Linked DNA regions of Homo sapiens: region 1 is linked to region 2. A link is a loop called in an ENCODE intact Hi-C map of the cell type or tissue named here. Cell type or tissue: endothelial cell of umbilical vein. All regions are shown on one strand.

Region 1 (2,500 bases), 74 kb before region 2:
TTAGGGGAACAAAATTCACTGAGGAGCTGTAATTTTGGAAAAAGAATAGTTTAGTCTAATTGATATAAATTACTCTAATGGAAAACTAGGAACATGAAAAATATCTACAGTAGAGTTGGAATTCTAACACCAGGCTTTAGACCTCAAATACTAAATCATTTATTTTCCTTTAGAACATAACCGATCTATATTAAAATGACTTAAGGGTATAGTTTTTACTTTAAAGTTCATATTTTATATATGTGCATTTAGTAAGGTAATCATATTTAATAAAAGAAATGCATAATGCAGTACTAATTACTTTTTATCTTTTTTTCTTTAATCAGCTTTCTCAGGTAGCAACTAATTACTTAAAAAAATTAATAGACTTTCTTTTTTAGAGCAGCTTTAGGTTTGCAGAAAAATTGAGTGGAAACTACAGAGAGTTTCCATATATTTCCTCACACCCAATTCCCTAGGTCCCTCAGTTTCCCCCATTATTAACATCTTGCATTATGTAGTATATTTGTTACAATTGATGAGCCAATATTGATATATTATTAATAACTAAGCTGATAGGTTACATTAGGGTTGACTCTTTTTTTTTTTTTTTTTTTTTGAGGCAGAGTTTTGCTCTGTTCCCAGGCTGCTGTGTAATGGCATGGTCATAGCTCACTATAACCTTGGACTCCTGGGCTCAAGTGATACTCCTGCCTCAGCCTCCTGAGTAGCTGGGACTAAAAACACGTACATGATGCTCAGCTAATTTTTTTATTCTTTATTTTTTGTAGAGATGGGATCTCGCTATGTTTCCCGGGCTGGTCTCAAAGTCCTGGGCTCAAGCAGTCTTCTCACCTCAGCTTCCCAAAGTGCTGGGATTACTGGCATGAGCCACTGTGCCTGTCCAGAGTTCACTTGTGATGTTGTACATTCTACTGGTTTTGATAAATGTATGATGGCATGTGTCTACCATTATAGTATCACAGAGAATTGTTCCACTACACTAAAAATCCCATGTGCTCTGCTTATTCATCCCTCCTTCTCTCCCTCTAGCCCCTGACAACCACTGATGTCTTTACTGTCTCCCTAGTTTTGCTTTGCCCAGAATGTTATATAGATGGAATAATATAGTATATATTTTCACATTGGCTTCATTCACTTAGATACATGTCTTTAAGGTTCCTTCATGTATTTTTATGGCTTGACATTTCATTTCTTCTTATTGCTGAATACTATTTTATTGTTTGGGTGTGCCACAAGTTGTTTATATATTCACTTATTGAGAGACACCTTGGTTGCTTCCAAATTTGTTATTTTATTAATTTTTTTAGAGATAGGGTCTTTCTGTGTTGCCCAGGCTGGTCTCAAAACCTGGCCTTAAGTGAGCCTCCCACCTCAGCCTTTCAAGTAGCTGGTATTACAGGCTCAAGCCACCATGCTCAGCTGGTTTCTTCCAAGTTTTGTCAATTATGAGACTGATTACTTTTTTAAAAATGTATTTTTTCAAAATTATAATCATATATAATTATAGGGTACACAGTTTTCCCCCTATGTTTTCTTATAGTATGTTTTTAAAATCAGTTTCAGGTCTTGTGTTTAAGTCTTTAATCCATTTCGAGTTGTGTTTTGTATATGGTGTGACATAAGGGTCAAATCTCACTCTTCTGCATGTGGATGTCCAGTTTTCCCATTATTCTTTATTGAAGAGACTGTCTTTGCCCCATCGTGTGTTCTTGGAACCTTTGGAAAAAAAAAAATCAGTTGACTGTAAATATGTGGGTTTATTTCTGGGCTCTCTATCCTGTTCCATTGGATGATGTTTCTATTTTTATGTCAGTACCATGCTGTTTTAATTACTACAGCTTTGTAATATAGTTTGAAGTCAGGTAGAATGTTGCCTCCAGCTTTGTTCTTTTTGCTCAAATTGCCTGGGCTACTTAGGGTTTTTTTTTTTTTTTCATGTGTGTGTGGTTCTATATAAATTTCAAAATAACTTTTTCTATTTCTGTGAAAAATGTCATTGAAATGTTAATAGGGATTGCATTGAAGCTGAAGGTCATTTTGGGTAGTGTGGACTTTTTTTTTTTTCTTTTTTTTTTTGAGACAGAGTCTCGCTCTGTCACCCAGGCTGGAGTGCAGTGGCGTGATCTCGGCTCACTGCAAGCTCTGCCTCCTGGGTTCACACCATTCTCCTGCCTCAGCCTCTCGAGTGCCTGGGACTACAGGTGCCTGCCACCACACCCGGCTAATTTTTTGCATTTTTTAGTAGAGATGAGGTTTCACTGAGTTAGCCAGAATGGTCTCAATCTCCTGACCTCGTGATCTGCCTGCCTCGGCCTCCCAAAGTGCTGGGATTATAGGCATGAGCCACCGCACCTGGCCCGTAGTTGGACTTTTTAACAATATTAATTCTTCCAATCCATGAACGTGGAATATCCTTATATTTATTTATGTCTTCTTCAATTTCTTTAATCAATGTTATATTTTTCAGTGTACAGAGCTTTCATCTCATTGGTTAAAC
Region 2 (2,500 bases):
TTAATACATGGGGAGTGACAGCATCAGCATGATCTTCTTTACAGTTTTGTCATGTTTTAGGATTTTACTATGCTCATTTTAAGTTTCAGGGACATTATTGTCACGATGAAGTTCTACTCTGTTGCTTGTTGGTGTTCTAGTGGTGCAACACTAACTCTTTGGATGTCATTTTTAACTTCGTCTTTTGTATTCAAAAGTTGAATTGCTAGTGATCTTTATTTTGGTAGTTTTTAAAGGAAATAAGTGTATAATATATTATCCATACTAAATGAGAGGACCCACTGACAAGGATTACTTCCAATTAATGGTAATCATTTTGGGGTCTGGAATACCTTAAGTATTTTTTTTTTACTTGTTTCTTAGACAAATAATAAAATAAGCTTTTACTTTCTGAATATACAACAACAGGGATGGAGTGAGGGGAGACATTCCAGAAGATGCCAATAGTATAAGTTGCTAACCTAGGATTAATAACTCATTGCAGAAAATTCAGGAGATGACGGTCTAGTCTGGTACTGAATTAAATTATCTACGGTATTTAATGTTTTACTCTAGTAGATTTGCTGGTTTGGTGTCTACCTTAACTTAAATATTTAGAGAAAAATATGGAAAAGTTTGTGAGAAAATGAAGTCTTGTATAAACATCCTTGTCCTAATTGTTCACCTTTACTGCAGAAATCCCAGACTGGCACCAGTGTGGCCGAAGTTCACACTGTGTTACTATAAATTTACATGATGTAGTGGATGTCTTAAGAGGTGGAGGCAATCCCATATTCAAAATTGAAAACAAAAAAAATATTTAAATACCCAAGTGAGTAAAAATGGACTCTCCTGGATAAGTCTGGACCATCTTTCAAAGATATTGAGCGTCTGGAATTTTTATGTGCATTTCGAGGCTGCAGTTTCCTCTGACAGACAATCCATTGTTATTACTGGCTGTAGGCAGTCCTGAAAGGGCAGAGTCAGGAAAGACAAAGAATTTACAGTACAGAACTTTCAATAATGTGTTGATGTCAGGAAAAGAGTTGAGCCATTTCTGATAAGAAAGAAGTGTTAATGTTAAGCAGCTGTAAATGTACTTTCTGTGATCTACTCCTGCAAAGTAACAGCAGGGTATTTCTTAGGCTTGGGTCACAGGATGAATTTGAGTAATCAATCCTTAAGTGAAAGCAAAGAGAGAATACTGGAAGATGTGACAGAGGTCAGCCCTGGGAATGGAACATGTAGTCTTTTCCAATTTGATGTTCTTGTCCCAGGTTTAGATTTGGCAGCAGCTACCTCCCTCCTTTAAGTCCTCACCACCATTCCCTTACAACAAATCAACATTTATCAGTAACTGTGAAAGCACAGTATCAAAATTATTTCTAAATTAGAGTTTGAGAAATGATTTTGAAATTTATATAGCATTCCTAGTACTCAGGCCAACTCTTCATAGCAACACACTCATTTTGATTCTTAAAGAAATGTGATATATTTTTTCCTAAATAGATTTAAAATTTTAATCAACACATTTGGCTTATATGATGAAAAACTGCCTGAGGCTATGGAATTGGGTAAGAACTTGTTATTTTGGTGAAGGTGCATATATTCTGAAGACGTATCTGCAAGCCATTGGGTACAAATACTGAATGTGAGTAAAATTTGGAAGTTGACTGCTTCAGGGTTCCAAATTGGGCCATCAATATTAGGATATATATAATTTTAAATCCAGTCTTAAACCTGTGTATGTTCAGAAAATCTTTTGTCAAAGAGTGAGTAATAAGTTTCTATTTTTCCAAAAGCAGTTTAACTAAGTATTAGGTGTTCAGGGACCAGATTCTTATTCGAGTCTTATTTTTAAGAGTTTGAAGTCAATAACTTATTTTCTTTGTCCCTCATCTCTTTTATTCCACTTATAAAGTATGCACACTGGGCTGAACAAAGTGGCTCTCGCCTGTATCCCAGCACTTTGGGAGGTCAATGTGGGCAGATCACGAGGTCAGGAGATCGAGACCATCCTGACCAACATGGTGAAAGCCCGTCTCTACTAAAATACAAAAAATTATCCGGTTCATGGTGGCGCGTGCCTGTAGTCCCAGCTACTTGGGAGGCTGAGGCAGAGGAATCGCTTGAACCTGGAAGGCCGAGACTGCGCCACTGCACTCCACCCTGGCAACAGAGCAAGACTCCATTTCAAAAAAAAAAAAAATATGCACACTAATTCTGGCTCTCCTGCTTTTGAAGGTATCACACATATAATACTCTTTGTGATAAAGCCTTAAATTATCAGAGTGGTAATACTTTAAGGCTTTATTAATCCAAAGTAAGTTGTGATATTTTAAGGCTTTATCAATCCAAAGTATTGTTACAGATATGAATAGTGGTACCTACATTGCATAGAATAGGAACTGAATCATGTAAATCAATGCTACATCATTTGAAGTCTTGCAGGAATGGACAAGACCAGTACTCAAAGCTAACAATATTTTGGCCTGATTTTACATAACTTTCAAATCATCTT

The links. Peaks named below come from ENCODE experiments on the same cell type or tissue, not always from the same donor. Only the 100,000 strongest peaks of a DNase experiment are listed, where the experiment ranks them.
Region 1: a loop joins it to region 2, with 2.5 times the contacts of the local background. A loop is called at or near these places in 1 of 110 quality-filtered maps.

What each region holds. Positions count from the first base shown.
Region 1 is chr2:54,151,539-54,154,038 of GRCh38, forward strand. The region is part of intron 3 of ACYP2 (acylphosphatase 2); the gene reads left to right. Among named protein-coding and RNA genes, the nearest start is that of ACYP2, 37 kb to the left of the region's middle. In endothelial cell of umbilical vein, no CTCF peak of the experiment used is centred here; no DNase peak of the experiment used is centred here.
Region 2 is chr2:54,225,449-54,227,948 of GRCh38, forward strand. The region is part of intron 3 of ACYP2 (acylphosphatase 2); the gene reads left to right. Among named protein-coding and RNA genes, the nearest start is that of TSPYL6, 30 kb to the right of the region's middle. In endothelial cell of umbilical vein, no CTCF peak of the experiment used is centred here; a DNase peak (open chromatin) is centred at 983; H3K27ac peaks cover 461 bases.